Regions from separate parts of the Homo sapiens genome. Here region 2 is linked to region 1. A link is a loop called in an ENCODE intact Hi-C map of the cell type or tissue named here. Cell type or tissue: dorsolateral prefrontal cortex. All regions are shown on one strand. Each heading gives the region's core, and the rest is flanking DNA. Links, peaks and the distances in the headings are about the cores only. Region 1 overlaps C10orf90 (chromosome 10 open reading frame 90). Region 2 overlaps C10orf90 (chromosome 10 open reading frame 90).

What was found. Peaks named below come from ENCODE experiments on the same cell type or tissue, not always from the same donor. Only the 100,000 strongest peaks of a DNase experiment are listed, where the experiment ranks them.
Region 2: it touches region 1 in a loop (4-fold over the local background); 5 of 110 quality-filtered maps call a loop at or near these places.

What each region holds. Positions count from the first base shown.
Region 1 is chr10:126,659,234-126,667,679 of GRCh38, reverse strand. The region is part of intron 1 of C10orf90 (chromosome 10 open reading frame 90); the gene reads left to right. Among named protein-coding and RNA genes, the nearest start is that of C10orf90, 7.2 kb to the left of the region's middle. In dorsolateral prefrontal cortex, for the core only: CTCF peaks have their summits at 3,873 and 4,074; a DNase peak (open chromatin) is centred at 4,119; H3K4me3 peaks cover 1,798 bases; H3K27ac peaks cover 2,500 bases.
Region 2 is chr10:126,558,699-126,567,144 of GRCh38, reverse strand. All of the region lies in intron 2 of C10orf90 (chromosome 10 open reading frame 90), which reads left to right. Among named protein-coding and RNA genes, the nearest start is that of C10orf90, 110 kb to the left of the region's middle. RefSeq lists an enhancer at 5,028-5,784. In dorsolateral prefrontal cortex, for the core only: no CTCF peak of the experiment used is centred there; a DNase peak (open chromatin) is centred at 5,384; H3K4me3 peaks cover 1,531 bases; H3K27ac peaks cover 2,500 bases.

The DNA.
Region 1 (8,446 bases), core at 2,843-5,342:
TTTTGCCAGCTTGGGAAGGGAAACCTCATAGAATTCAGTGATGTGCTCATATCTCCTATGGTGTGAATGTAAGTGAGCATCTCCTGATTGATTGTGGAGACCTTTCTGATGGTAGGTGCAGGCTGAGATGCATCAGCTAAGGCTCACCCATCTGTCCTCTGACAGGCGACAGTTTCTAATGCCTTTAATCACTAAATGAGCCAAAGAAAGATTTTGTATTTGGAAATCACTATTTGGCCATGCCTCCTGATATTTTTCAAAATCTCCATCATCATTTCCATCTCCTTTTTCTATTCATTCTTTTAAAAAATTGGGTTTAGTCAGCTGGGTGTGGTGGCTCACGCCTGTAATCCCAGCACTTTGGGAGGCTGAGGTGGGTGGATCACGAGGTCAGGAGATCAAGACCATCCTGGCTAACACAGTGAAACCCTGTGTCTACTAAAAATACAAAAAATTAGCTGGGTGTGGTGGCAGGTGCCTGTAGTCCCAGCTACTCGGGAGGCTGAGGCAGGAGAATGGCATGAATCTGGGAGGCAGAGCTTGCAATGAGCCGAGATTGTGCCACTGCACTCCAGCCTGGGCGACAGAGCAACACTCTGTTTCCAAAGCAAAACAAAACAAAACAAACAAAAAAAAATTGGGTTTAGCCAGTAGTGCTGAATTCTGGCTGAGTAGAATCATAGTGAACTTTTTTTTTTTTGAGACAGGGTCTCACTCTGTCGCCCAGGCTGGAGTGCAGTGGCACGATCTTGGCTCACTGCAACCTCCGCCTCCCGGGTTCAAATGATTCTCCTGCCTCAGCCTCCTGAGTAGCTGGGATTACAAGCACCCGCCACCATGCCCGGCTAATTTTTTTTGTACTTTTAGTAGAGATGGGGTTTTACCATATTGGCCAGGCTGGTCTCGAACTCCTGACCTCATGATCCGCCCGCCTTGATCTCCCAAAGTGCTGGGATTACAGGTGTGAGCCACCGTGCCTGGCCTCATAGTGAACTTTTTAAAGAACTGCATATGCCTCTGGTGCAGCCATGGCCATTGTGACTCAGTGGGCCCAGAGCAGCGTGAAGGCATTGGCAATGACAAACAAGGAAGAACACTTACCAGGTGACTCCTTTCATCTCCCACACCCCTCCTCGTGCTCATGCTTTCCTCTACCTTCTTGAGCTGCTTTAAGGTCCTTGTCTCCTCATTTTATCAGCATCTGTTATTTCTGCATCATTTCTAGTGATTGATTTTCCTCCTGATTATGGGTCATGCTTCTTTGCACACTAGGTAATTTTAAAATTGAATTTTGGATATTGTGAATCTTACATTGTTTGGTGTTTGATTTTGTTAAGTTATTTGAAAACAGCTTGACCCTTTTGAGGCTTATTTTTTCGATTTGTTTGGGCTTGTTGAAATACCCTGGGGATATTTGGTAATGTCTGCAGACAGTTTGGTTGTGACAACCTTGGGGAAAATGCTACTGGTGGCTAATGGGTAGAGGCCAGAGATGCAGCTAATATTCTACAATGCACAGGGCAGTGCCACCTTCAACCCCGCAACAAAGAACTACCTAGCTGAAAATGTCCATGGTGTTGAGGCCTAGAAACCCTGATGTGGGCTAATTTAGTCCCAGTGTTACAACATGACCCTTCTGAGGACTCTACCTGATGTCTCATGTGTGACAAGGTGTTTGTACCTGGGCTGGCGGGAACCTAAATTGCTTCCAAATAGCTCCTGAATGATGTGACCTACCACTTTCTGGAAGTTCTTTTCTTGGTTTCAGGTATTTTTCTCTTGGGCAGGTGCAGATCAGTATTCAGGCAAAGACCTGGGAAGTTCCCTGCAGGCTGCTGGAATTCTCCTTTGCAGTTCTCCTCTTCCTAAATTCCAGCTACATTGGCCTCTCTAATTTCCGTCTCTACCTCCTCCACTCAGCAAAGACCCCAGGCTCAGCTGAGTTTCCCCTCCTAAGCTGCAGCCTGGACACTGCCTCCAGGTGGGGACAATTGTAGGACTCACCTCTCTTGTTTTCCTCCTCTCAGGGGTCATAGTGCTGCATTGCTTGTTGTTCAATATCTGGAAATCATTGTTTCCTAGCGGTTGTCTGGTTACTCTATCATGGCTGGAAGAAGAAGTCTCCCAGAGTGGTTTCAATATCCCACCATAGTTTGGAAACTTAGCTCTGGGCTTTGATGAATGTTTTCCAGTGGTTGGAGTACACCGTTCAGTCTTGTAAAATAAAAGCACTCAAGTTAAGTACTTGGGCTTCAAGAGAACTTGATTCAGGAAATAAAGAGGTCACTGAGACCAAACAGGAGGTAAAGCGAACATTTCCTTTCTTCTCACAGTTATCAAAAGGTGCAAAACAATTTTCCCTATTTCCAGACCAAGTTGAAGAGCTTAGCCAGATCAAAGCTTTTGGAGTCTCACCTTTCCCCCTGAAGTCCCGGCCTCCAAGCAGTATTTTTGCTGTGATGTGCTTATGGCTCTGACTGCAGTGAAGACTCTACCTCCAGCCTGAGGAGGGCTGAGAAAAGGCTGTTTCACAAAGGGCAATAAAGACTTCCATGAGCTCTGCCACTCTGCCAACAGGCTGGGAGCCCCTGCCTCACTCCTGTGCCTTGCCTGCTGTCTGGTGGGTGCTGGGGCTCCTCCTAGAAGCCTCAGCTCAGCCTCCACTGGCAATGGCTGATGGCCTCCATTCAAATGCAGACATGAGAAGTCCAAGAGCCAAGAGGGAAATGAAATGGCTGTACTTGGGTCTCAATGCTGCCCTGTCGCCATATTCTTCCAGCCCTCCCTGCACCTGTCAACTGGAGCTGCCTGTCAGAGGGCAAGGTCCTAAAGAGGTGTGAGGAGTTAGAGGTCTGAAGTCAGTTTTGTTGCATCAGGAGGCATATCTGAAATCTGGTGAGTGAGGTCTCCAATCTCGCTACAATGGACAGTATTTAATGAGAGGTCAAGTGTGAGCTGACCCAGGGCATTGGCAGCTAAGGCTTATAAGGTCTATCTGACATCATTTTGGTAAATTTCCACCAGGGAATTGGGAACTTGTGGGGAGACCATATCCACATTTCAGCCAAACTAAGGGAGAGAAGAGACGGCAGATGAAAGGTGGTGGTGTGGTTAAGAGAAAGAGCACCGGGTTGAGGCTGTCTGGGCTCTCACCAGCTAAGTGACCTTGGCAATTTTCTTCTCTTTGAGCCTAGTTTTCTCATCTGTGTTCATAGGAAAAATGATAATATCTGCCTTATAGCGTTGCTGGGGGCATTACAAGAGATAACCTATATAAAGGGTTAAGTCTTGGGGCTAGCATGGAGGCTGTACCCCGTGAAAGTGACACAGAGCCACGGCACCAAGAAGTGGCCCCTGGGTGCAGGCGAATTGTAACCAGTGATTTATGGGTGCTGCTGCTTTGTAAGCAGGTCTTGTTTAAATTGGGGCAAAACACTTCCTTTCCCTGCTTCCCCACACTCAGAGCGTCAGGTCACAGAGACTTATGACCTTCTATATTCTTGGCTCAGGGTAATCTCCATCCCCCAAGCAATTCAGAGATTAGTCATCAAATTGGCCAGGACCTGAATGCACAGTTTTCATTTAGAGCACGCCTACTCCTGGGGCCAGCTGCAAATTCCATCACGGACAAGAGACTCTTGAGAGTGTGAGTTCTTCCACACCTGATTCCCTCACGATAAAGCTAGGGCTAAGGTAGAAAGCATTAATGAGGCATTTTCGACATAAAATGGACCTCCCTAGGGGCAAGGATCTAAATGGGGTTTTACCATCTTATGGAAGATTGCATGGCCCTCACACCTTAGTGTACTTTAGAATCCTTAGAACTTTCTGAGAATTCAGACCCCTGGGTTCTGGGAGGGGTGGCATCCAGAAATCTATGTTTTTAAATAGGGTACTTGGTGGTTTTTTGCAGTTCTGAACCCATGATCTGCAAGTTCTAGACCAATATTTTCCAACCGCATGAACCCCAAAGGAAGTCACAAAAAAGCCAGCTGAATTGTCCATGTTAAGAAAACTGGTGTGTAGAAGGGCAGGGGGTGGGGGCAGATGTGAGTCAGAGAGGACAGTGTGGAAGCCAGGACCACTGCGTGCAAGGAGAGCTGAGAGACGGAGATGGAACAAAAGAGGCGGGTGTCAGCTGATTTCCTGAATTGCCTCATTGAAGCTCACCACAGCTGTGTGAGACACATGAGGCCTATTTTTCCAAAGAGAAAATTCTGTGAGGCCAGAGAGATGGTGCAGGCTGCACAGTGACACAGTTAGGAGCGGCGGAAGGAGGATTCCATCTATGTTACGTCTTCTTCTGCAGATTATACTTCTCACGTGGTGCTGGGTCGGGGGCAGCACATCTCCTGACAACAACAGCTAGAACCCAGGGAGGTTCAGAGCTAACTACAGAGAAAGTCAACTACACCAGGATCAAGTGATTAGGAGCAGTTATCATGCCCCTCTAAATCGGGTGCTCTTTCTCTTTCCTTCTGATTGAGACATTTGTCCCTCCGCAGCTTTCTCACTGATAACTTCCTTACAGTTCTGAGGACCACATGTGTTCTTACCACCCTCTGTTTTTGCCACTCTAGGTCCTCTTCCTCCTCTAGTGGAGCAGACAGATTAAAGAGGAAACACCTGGGCTGGCTCTTGTAACAAATATGTATTAAGGACCTACTGTGTGCCAGGAACTGTGGTAGGTGCCGGGGACACAGAGGACAAAGAGGCTTATCATCTGATCAAGGAGGCACCCATCCCAATGATGCCAGGCCAGGGTGTCTACCCAGATTGTGGATCCAGAGAACTCAGCAAGAATGCACGGAGGCACCCATCCCAATGATGCCAGGCCAGGGTGTCTACACAGATTGTGGATCCAGAGAACTCAGCAAGAATGCACGGAGGCACCCATCCCAATGATGCCAGGCCAGGGTGTCTACACAGATTGTGGATCCAGAGAACTCAGCAAGAATGCATGGAGGAGACCTCTGGGCACATTCTTTATGGAAGAGTGGGAGGTTTCCAGGCGTGGGGGGACAGAGAGAGTATAGGCAAATAGGGAAGGGGAGGACATTTTAGGCAGAAGGAATGGCAATTTCTGAACGGGGGCACAGGAAGGGAAAACCTAAACAGAACCCAGTAGTCTCTCTGAGCTGAGAAGACACAGGATGTGACTGTTATTTGCAAGGCACACTTCTTGAGAGGAAAAAAAACAGCTCCAGAAGTTTGCTTCAGGCCCTCTTAAGTCTGGCTGAAAATTAATCTGTGCTGTGTAGGGAGAAAGTCTCTATGACCAGACAGAGAAAACTGGCAAGGAAAGAACATCTTACTGGGGAGCTGTGAGATGAGCCTTTCTCAGCACTACCTCAGAGCCATGAATCATTCGGGTCCTTTACCACCTGGAATGTAGAGACCTCACTGAATACAGGGAAAATCACGTAGAGCCCCGAGGAGGGTCATGTCTTAGTAGTGCGGCTAAACTAGCCTCAGTAAAGGCTACCCTAGATCCACCCATAATAATTTTAAAACCAGTTGTTGAAATAATCAAGCCATTCCTCAAGTGGTTTAGCTGGCAAACAAAGTTCAACTTTTTTTTTTTTTAACAAGACTACAACAAAATCCAGCAAGCAATAATATAAAATTTACAATGTCTGTCATCCAATCAAAATTACTAAACATTCAAAGAATCCAGAGCATATGACTCATAACCAAGATAATACTGGTTAGTAAAAACAGATTCATTAATGATGCAAATGAGAGAATTAGCAAGCAATGATCTATTAAAAGGCTATTACAAATATTATAATTATATTGTTTGCCCTTTAAATTCAAGGATTTAAGAAAAGACATCACCATAATGGGGCAAGAAATAGATGATTTTTAAAAAAGAACTTCTTGATAAGAAAAAAATGACACTATCTAAAATGGAAATTTTACTGGGTGGGATTAACAGCAGATTGGATGCTGCAGAAGAAAAGATCAATGAACTTTCCAAAATGAAGACAAGAGAGAAAAAAAAAAAAAGAGAGAGAGAGCAAGAGTGAGATTCAGAGAGGGAGAGACAGCAAGAGAGAAAGAGCACTGTAAGATCTATCTGACATCATTTTGGTCAATTTCCATCAGGGAATTGGGAACTTGTGGGGAAACCATATCCACATTTCAGCCAAACCAAGGGAGAGAAGAGATGGCAGATGACAGGTGGTGGTGTGATTAAGAGAAAGAGCACTGGGTCGAGACTGTCTGGGTTCTTACTAGCTGAGTGACCTTGGCAATTTTCTTGTTCTCTTTGAGCCTAGTTTTCTCATCTGTATTCATATGAACAATGATAATATCTGCCTTATAGCGTTGCTGGGGGCATTAAAAGAGATAACCTATATAAAGGGTTGAGCCTTGGAATTGGCATGGAGGCTGTACCCCATGAAAATGAGTTGTTGTTGTTGTCCAAGTTTGAACATATGTTTTCCTGCCATCTCCAACTCTATCATAGAGCCATGGCACAAAGACGTGGCCCCTGGGTGCAGGCAAATTGTAACTAGTACTTTATGGATGCTGCTCCTGTGACCTGGAGGATGATATCAAGAAGCCCAACACACATATGATTAGATACACAGAAAGAATGTGGGGGAGGAGTGAGAAGAAAAAAGATTTGAAGAAATAATGGCTAAAAGTTTTCCAAGTTAATGACATTTGTGTCAAGCATACAATAGCAGAAGCCAGATTCTCAAGGTTGTCCCATGCCACGTTAAGTGTTTCCAAAATCATGGTCCACAGGGTTAACAGTAGGGGTTCTCCAGTCCAAGGGAAATGATCACCATGCACAAATTAACTGAAGCAGCTAGCTGCTGTACTTATGACTGAGATGATATCAATTTAAGGCAGGATCATGTATTGTGTCTGTTATGATTGGCTATTAGAAAAAGGAAAAAATCTGGCAGACACAATCTGTATTTGTTTTTTATTGCTGCCTAACAAATTATTACATACATAGCAGCTTAAAACAACACCATTGATTATTTGTAGATCAGAAGTCCTGGTGTAGGTTAGATGGCTTCTCTGATTAGGATGTCTTCAGGTTGAATCAAGGTGTCACCTGAGACTGTGATCTCTGAGGCTTTGGGATCCTCTTCCAAGATCACTGGTTCTTGGCAGAATTCAGTTCCTTGTGGCTACAGGGCTGAAGTCCCCATTTTCTTACTGGCTGTTAGCCAGAGACATTCTCAGCTTTTAGAGGACTGCTTCAGGTCCCTGTCTGAGGCTCTAGCCGTGGGCAGCTCACAATACGTTGTTTGCTTCTTCAAGGCCAGAAGGAGAATCTCTGCTACTTTGAATCTCTCTGACTTCTATAAAAGGCTCACCTGACTAGGTCAGGCCTGTCTGATATAATCTCCCTTTTGATTGACTCAATGTCAACTGATTAGTAGCCTTAATTATGTCAGTAAAACCCAACCCTTTTGCCATATAATGTAACTTAATCATGGATATGATAGCCCGTCATATTCATAGGATCTTTTCACCATCAAAGACAGGGGAACATGTAGGGCGTGTACACCAAGGGGAATCTTAAAAATCATCTGAGTATTTGGCCTGCCACACTATATTTTAAATTTTTGCATCTGTGGAGTAAAGGAAATAGAAGGAGCCCTTGGGATTGAAAGCACGTAGGTTGGAGTCTCTGTCTGGGAGCTCCATGAGGCAAAGTGCACATCATCTGCTCTAGCTCACCATGTGCCCCTGGCACCAGACCAGCACTCAGTAGACGTTTGTGGGATGCATTATGAACGAAGAAATGAATAAACAGAAGTGCATGCGGTATGTGTTAGATGAGCACCTGGGGCCAGGGTGCATGATGGTTGATTAGTCAGTGCATGTAAGAGATCTTCCTTGATTCAATACTTACATTAGTCTCTATTACAGATTCACTCATTTTTCAGTGATCACAGACAGACAGATGGACAAACAGGTAACAGCTCTAGTTTGTCCAAATGAAGCTAAAAATGAAGGTCACTTTGTATGATCAATGTTTTCATTAATCCAATTCCAAAAAGCAGAATTATTTAATTTCCTCTCTGTGAGTCTAATTTATATCTCTTCTCCATCTAGAAAGGACTTTGAGACAGCTCTAAAAATGAGTATCTTGGAAAATATCCCAAATTTAGGAATAATAACGTATTAGAGAAACCAATAGGGCCGAAGACAAATGGGAGAAATATTTTCTCAAAGTAAACAACACGTCGCTTGCTATTTTATGTCTAATGCAAGCAACCACCTCCCAGCAGAGTAGCCAGCAGCCAGGGGCAAGTGCATTGGCAACCAAGGGCCTATGTCAGGGCTCAGATGCCTCTGATTCAGCCCTCAATTTACAGAAAGTTCACAGATCCCCTTATTTTAGCCACAAATGCACTCAACTCCTCACTGATGCTTTCTGGAAACTGCCAGCTTCTCAGTGCATGGCTCTAGGTTG
Region 2 (8,446 bases), core at 4,018-6,517, 100 kb after region 1:
CAATGCGAGAACAGACTAATACAATCCCCATGGCTGTAACTACTTCTTTATGACCAGGGCACCCAGCTGTGGCTCCCCGCAGGGTCCCCTCTGAGCTCCATGTTCACAGGCAATGGCCCACCCAGGGCCACCTTTGGTGGGTAATACGCCTCTCAGTATGGGTGTGTCTAAATGGAAATTTTCACTTCCTCTCCTCTTGCCCCCAAATCTTCTCCCTGGGCTTCCGGTCTCAGTAGGAAATCTAGAGGTCATTTTAAAGTCCCTCCCCCACCTGTCTTCCCGATGTGTGCTCCATCATCAAGTCCTGTGTGTCCTGCCTCCCAGATGTATCCTCTTAACTGGTCTCGCTGCCTCCGCTCTTGCCCCTCCCTGGTCCATCCTCCACTCAAAAGCAAAAGTGCTTTTCCTAAAAGGTCAGCACCTGTGGTCCTCCATGCCACTGCCCCACAGGCACCAGCTCCAGTCTCACTGTTCTCTTTCTGGTCCTCAACCTCAACCGACGTCCTTCCTGCTTCAAGGTGCCTGCCCAGGCTATTGCACCAGCCCTTGGAATACCCTTTGCCTTCTCTTTGCCGGTGGCTTCCTTCCTTCTCGCCTTTCAGGTGGCTCTTCAGGGAGCCTGGTCCTGTGCACTCCAGCAAGGCTGCCCCAGTATCCCTCATTGCAGCCCTTGTGTTTCCATTGTGGAACTCACTGAAACTGGCGGTAATTCTTGATGTTTTTCTTTCTTGTTCCCTGAAGGCCTATACTCTTCCTCTGAGTAAAGATTCAGTCCACTTTCTTCACTGTTTTATCTCCAGGACTTAGCACAGTGCCTGACACATAGGGGACCCTTAATGAATATTCGCTTACTTTGAAAACTAATAACATCACGTGTTGGCTTACTGTCTTTCAATCATAGCTACCTCCATTTGATCCATTCTATAACCCCATCTGTAAGTATCATGATCGTGAATGTTTAGAAGGTGAGGAGACCAAATTGGATCAGGTGAAATAATTTATCCAAGGTTATCCTTGCATAAATGCCAGGCTTTCTGGCTTCAGAGCCTGCCTGTCAGTCCTACACCTGGCTGGGCAATGAGCCCACTCACAGGACTATAGTGGAAAATTCATAACTAATGACAATAGGGTAGTCTGAAAATAGCCAGAGCTGCACACAGGAAAATGATCTTCTTTGTGAATATGGAAATGATAAGGGGACGTGGAGGAGCGCTATTTGGGCTAACCATCATGTCTTCAGTGGCCAGTAACATGCTGTTAGGTGCATTTGCTTGCATGTGCAGCACAGCATCTGAGAGGTGGTTCACTCAGTCTCAAAACAGCGGGTGGAGGATGCTGCGACCAGCATCTGGAGCTTTGAGAGAGGAATGTGGCCACTGGGCCACATCAAAGGCTGATGAGACTCTGCTCCCCTCCTGGATGGAGAGTTCTTGCATGGGGATGGCCTCTTTTCATCCTTTGTTTTCTGTTTCCAATTTGTTCAAACAACAAGGAGCTTTGAAGTTCCTTAAGCTACCACAAGTGCAGAGCCTGGACCGCAGAGTGCGAAGTTTCTCGTTTCACTGGAAACGTGCCAGTTTTCCAGATGCTAATAATGAAGGGCATTTTTAAAAAGCAGAGCTCGGTGTTCTACAAGTGCCTTGTTTTTAGGGAGGGTGACAGCAAATTGACTGATGCACAAGTTTGTGTGTGTGTGTGTGTGTGTGTATAATATATATAATATATATAATATATATTATATATAATATAATATATATAATATATATTATTATATAAAATAATATATATTATATATTATATATTATATATAATATAAATATATAATATATATAATATAATATATAATATAAATATATAATATATAATATAATATATAATATAAATATATAATATAATAAATATTATATTACATAATATGTAATATAAAAATTATATTACATAATATGTAATATAAATATTATATTACATAATATGTAATATAAATATTATATTACATATTTAATATTATATTTATATTATATATTATATAATATATATTTTATATATTATATAATATATATTTTATATATTATATATAATATATATTTTATATATTATATATTATATATTTTATATAATATATAATATATATTATATATATTATATATAATATATATTTTATATTTTATATATTATATATATTTTATATTTTATATATTATATATATTTTATATTTTATATATTATATATAATATATATTTTATATATTATATATAATATATTTTATATATTATATATAATATATATTTTATATAATATATAATATATATATAGAGAGAGAGAGTCTTATTCCTAAACTTGTAATTGAGTCATGCAAAGAGGTCTTCATTTCAGTCTTTAATTGGACGCCTTCAGGAGGGTGGGGATGAGTGAAGGACACTCAGTAGTCAGGCCACACATATGTAGGAGGCAGAGAGAAGGAAGCCCAAAGCCAGTCGTGTGTCTGGGTGGCTGTGGAGCAAGGCTGGCCACTTCCACATGAGATGGAGGAGGTTGCTATGGTTTCAATCTGGGAACTTCTCCAGGCTGCAAAAGGTGGGCCCTTTCTTTGCTGTTGAAGGCAAGGTTCACACTGGGTGGGCGCCAGGACACAAACTCCAGGGACTCGGGCTACATGCTGCTTGGATGAGACTATGGCCTCCTCTGAGAGCCAAGCTGTTTGTTCCTTGAAGGTTTGCAGGCTTGGCTGTTGGTTTGTGTTTGCAATGGAAGGAGGATGGCACCCACAGTGGGACTTTGCTGCTGCTGCCTTTGGGACCCAGGTTAGAGTCACCACTTCTAGACCCTCTTCTGTGCTCACCACAACCTGGTGGGCTGGGTCTCCATTCTTGATGTTCATCTGGATGGTTACAAAGCCCACAGAGACTAAAATGCTCAGCGTGGAGAGGAAAGTTGCTGCTGACATTTTGGCATATGCTTCTCCGGATTTCTTCCGAGCCTGCAGATCTACAGGGCCTGTGGTCTAGAGCCCTGTTCCTGGTCCATGTCTCCCCAAGCAGACAGATAGCGAGTGGGAGCCATTTGCAATGTCTGGAGACATTTGTGGTTTTCACACCTGGGGTGGGATGGGGACTACGGGCATCCAGTGGGTGGAGGCCACGGATGCTGCTAACTTCCCACAAGGCACAGGACAGCCCTCATGCAGAGACTGCTCTGGCCCCAGGGGTCAGCAGTGCTGAGATTGAGAACGCCTGTTCTCAGCTTCCGTGGTCATGGCCTTTACTCATCTGGCCCTGCACAGGACTGTGAGCCACTTGAAGGCAGGGCTGCTACTGGCTGATCCTCGGTCGGTGTTGGTTAATGAGTGCAGGATGTCCATCAGCTGCCGCCGCCAATTCCTCTGGCCTCAGGACCAAATAGTTTCACAGTGGGCAAATGAGCAAACGCTGGAGGCAGGATACCATGGGTTGTGTTCCTATGTTTAGTGCTCACAGATCCCTTTGCTGAGCAGGCAGACAGGATATTTGCTCATCATAGCCACCTCTATCACAGCCATCAATGTGGATTGGGCTCACGGCCACCAGGTGGTCCACACATTTTCACACAAATAATCCCCTTGAATCCTCACACAAACCCTCTAAGGATTTGACTGTGATTGTCCTTTTGTTATAGATAGAAAAACAGGCTCCAGAGGTCAGAGCCCTTCTTTCCCACGCTGCACACCCAGTGACCACAGGAGCTTTGCATGTGGCCATTTATGGCTCTGGTTAAACCCTGATCAAGCTAAGGCAGGGCTTGGCCTGGGCTGCCCAGGATCTATTTCACTGCATCTTGGGGGTAAAAGCTGGGGTCTCAAGGCTCATTCTGTCACAGGCCAGATGCGGTGTGAGGGTGGGGGTGGCAGGCGTGCGGTGGACGAGTGGCCCCTCTTTAGCCCCACGCTACTGCAGTGCCAATGAACTCCCCTCTTGGGGCCCAAGGCAGTGAGTGGACGTGCCCAGCATGTGCTGGTCACTTTAAACAACAACCAGCTGGAGTGCGGGTGGGGAATTTTGCCCCGAGTTGTAGCATTTGCCACTTTCTGTGGTGTAAATACTCCGGGGCTGGTTTCAAGTCATCAATGTGACATCATGTGCATGTGTGATGTCACCTGCACAGCCATGGAAAGCAATGTACGTGGGTCCCTCCGCCCAGCCCATGAGAGTGGGTGGCAGCATGCCACTGCCGGTGGCTGGGAGAAGTGAGTTCAGTCAGACACCCTTCCTCTGGGAATCTTGGTCTCTGCGCTGTGTGCGAGTGCAGCCTCAGGTTGGCAGATGGGGTTATGTGCATTTGGTAAATTGTGAAAGAAGGGGCTCGCCTGATGGTTTTACTGTCCTGGTTGGGGAGCTCTGGCAGGCTCTGCTCCCTGGATATTGCTGACTGTCAGGTGGGTTATAGGCCTCTTAGCAGCAGGCTATAGGAGAATTGTCTGTAACCACACAACTGGTGCCCATTAAAACTGATTGTGCCTTCAGAATCCAAAATAGTCCTATCCCAGGGAAGGGAGAGGAACTGCTCATTGAGCGTCTGCAGATTGCTCTGTGCCCGTTTGACAGGTGGGACAATCTGCATATCAGCAAGGTCACTTGGGCCACCCAGGGTGCCACAGGTAGCAATTAATGGAGACTGGATTTCCAGCTGGCTTGTCTGGGACTGTTCTGTCTCATGCTATCTGCAGGAATGAGGGATTCTGTTAAGAGGAATGTCTCATTGCCTGTGTGGTTAGCAGGTTCGTCTTGGTGAGGGAAGAAGGCAGAGTGTTGGTTGTGGATGTCCACTCTAGGGAGAGGCCCAGCCTTTGGACTTGGCTTCCATACAGTCTAAGGGAGGGCAGGGGGTAAGGGAGGGCAGGGGGTGGCTAGGCAAATCAGTTTGGATGTGGGAAGTTGGCAGATGCTAGCACGTGCACGCAGCAGTGAGATGAGGGCCGCATTCTCCCTCCATTAGGGACCCTCTGGGCCATGCTCATAGAGGTTCTGGATAAACTAACGCCGGCAGGAAGCTGCTGGGCCTGCAGTGGCCTCTGGGCAGCCTGTCGCCACTTGGGCAGAGGGGAGAGAACGCTGTCAGCACTTCAGCGGGAGGGCGGCACCCAGGACTCTCCAGCTGAGGTGCTGAAGCCAAAATGAACGCTTCATGTCAGGCCCAAGATCTTTCCTCAGTTTTCTAATTAGGAAGACCTTTCTGGTCATAGCTTTTGCATCTCTAATTCATCTCTCAGTGGGGGGTTCTTTCTAACTTAACTTCCAAATTTACACCTCTCCTCTCTTCCTGTGCTCCTGTCTGGAGGTGTTGACTGGCGCTCAGCAGGCCACCCGGGGCCCGGGGAAAGGGGCCTGCTCCCTCTGTGTCAGGCACACAACTGTCCACTGTTTGCCTGTCCTCTCTGTTCCCTGATTCTCTCTGCTTGGAATGCAGTCATTGTTTCTGTGAGAGAGTCCCTTGTTTAATTTGCAGCTGCAGTTCCAGGAGATGACATTTCTCAGTCACATCCAAACCTCATTGCACTGCGGACTTTCTGTGGCTCCTGCAGCACGGAGAGTGAAAATCTGCTTTCGTTTTTGTCATCGGAATTCCACAGTCCTCCAACCCGATTCTGGGAGCAAATTTTAATGAATTCAGCAGAAACTTGTGTAGCAGTGATAAAATGTAATTGCCTACAATTTCACACCCACAGTCTCCTCTGTGAGCTGCAGAATTTCAGCCAGCTTGCCGCTTTGCAATTTCATCTCCATGGAATCACTCTCTTCTAAGGTATTCAAGCCTCACGTGTGCTTGAATGAAATGTGTGGTGAATTTTCATCATGATACCAAGAGCAGAAGCAGTCAGCAGTGCTATTAAGATTAATTAGAGGTTGAGGGCCCACACTTTGGAAACAGCGGCAGGTTATGAATTATATTCTTGGTGTACTTTCTAAAGATTCTTCCAGAAGTCTCCTGATTTTTTTCCAGCTGTTATGGTACCTTTGGCTGCACATGGTGACTGAATTGTTTGTCCACTCTGACCACCTCTTTGCGAGCAGGTGGTAAAAACCAGTGACAGGAAGTGGAGGGATGCATTGTACTTGTGTCTTAAATTACCTGTGAGAGTTTGGTTTCATCCAAACAGCTAGAGGGATGTACTCCCAACATAGGCTTTGTAGGGTGAATAGATACTGTCCTAGAAGATCAGGTTCCCTGATTCTGTAAGACCTCTGAGCTAAGCATGTTTTCTACATTTAAAATGGATTAAAAGAAGCATAATCTTTTATGCCATGCAAAAATTATACAAAATCCACGTTTCAATGTCCAGAAATAAAATTCTGTTGGAATGCATCCACGCCCATTGGTTGACATATCATCCAGGGAAGGTCTCACACCATGGTGCAGAGTTGAGTAGCAGCAACAGAGACAGCATGGCCTGCAAAGCCTATGATATTGACTCTCTGGCCCTTTCAGAAGACGTTTGCTGACCTCTAGCACAGAAGAGCAGGCGTCTCCATGGGGATGGCTTTGGTTCCTCTGCCGTCACTAAAGAAGCACCGTGCTGGGGCTCTCTTAGTAGGGTTACATTTTCGATGATGCCCATGGGGTCATTCTGGTTTGAGACCTATGCCCTCCAATGGCCCTGAAGGCCATTGTGAGTCAGGACTGGACACAGTGACGAGGCTTCCTGGTGGTGGGACAGGACTGCCCATTAAGATGAAGTCTCAGGGCCTCCAACCATGCACCGTGCGCGTCGGCAGCTTATTATTCACCATTTATCACCGTGCCTCGAACCTTCAGCAAAGTGAGAAATAGTTTGCCAATGAAGTAAAGTGGAAAATTAATTTGGTTTTCCTCCTATTGCAAGTGAATGCTGAAATTAAAAATGAAGACTCGGATCACTGGTGTGTTTTCATCTTAGGCTGAGTCTTACCCACTTACAAATCACTGAGGTTGCGGGGATTATTTCCTTCTGAAAGTAATTCTTGCTGGCCAAGGGGAACTGTCTAGTGAGATTTGTTGGGGGGAACAATGGAGCAGTTGTATAGAAATATAATATTTATTGTTAAGAGCAGATATTATAAACTGAAAATGTATAACCTTCAGGCAGCCTACCTCCACATAAGCTGGCTCTTATGAGAGGAAAGGAAAGAGGCCTAGAACTTGAAACGGCCAAATATGCAGTTCTCCGCGGTGTCTAATTTCACATTATTTATCATTTATAATGTCATGCTGCATTTTCTCTGAAACTCTTGAGGGTCTAATTTCAGTAGAATTTCCGGCAAGTATTTTGAGCATGACTAGGAGCTGTTAGTAAACACTAGGAAAAAATATTCCTGACTTGCTTGCTGAAGGAAACCCTCTGAAATAAGCTGTTATATAAAGTATCCTGACTTGGCTGGTACTTATCACATAAGAACAAGGTGAGGTTTCTTGGTTGGTTTTTTAAATGATTAGGCTTCTGCTTAGAGATGGCAGAGATAATCCAGCTTCTCTGGTACCCATCTTCCGATCAATTCCACCAGCACTGACCTGTAGCAACCAGGCGGAGGCAGAAGGTGAAAGGAGAGGAGGGAGGGTCAGGGGTTGGTGGGGATGGATGGATCCATAGCCTCCTTAAGGCAGGTGGCTTTTCCTGGCTGCCTTCAGTCCTGCTCCCAGTGACAATTCTGAATATCACTGTAAGAGATATTCACTGCTGCAAACACAGAACTTGCCCTCGTCAACTGAGAAATGACAGATGAGAGCAAATGTTATTGATAGAAGGGATATCAGGTGTCCATAAAAAAGCTGAGCCATATGGGGCCCGCTGATGTAAGGAGAAACCCTTGACTGGATTTTACTATGTAAGAATAGGTGCTCATTATAACAGAGCATGCATGGAAACATGGAAATGCTGGAAACATCTGTATTGCTTACTTTAAAAATTTAAGGAAACATACAATAAGGAGTGACATTGAAAATATTTAACAACCACAGGGCATAGGCATTGGCCTATGAGGATAAATGTGGTTGTAAACAACACAGCCAGGTATATAAGAGAATATTGGCCAAATATCAGCTGGCATAGAATGGTTTTACAAAATGTTCCCTATAAATTACTACATGCAAGTATTTTTGGCACAAAGAGATGGACTTCAGTGATGTGGGAAAGCCACGTTCAGGGTACTGGCTTCTCAGTCATTCCAGTAATGAGATCATATTGCCCTTTAGCATTTCTAATGGTGTGTGGCCCTCACATTTCCCCAGGCAGCCTGATTCAGTCCATCCAGCATTTACCCAGCACTGCCAAGAGTGGGCACTGAGCTGGGCCCTGGGGATCCAGAGTACAAGGCACAGCCCTTGCTCTCTGGGAGCCCAACTCTGGTTGGGGAAGAAGAGAGACACATTACTAGTGGGTTAAATCATGACCTTGGATTCTTCATCCATGGCAGTAACATAGAAGTGTTCCAACAGTGTG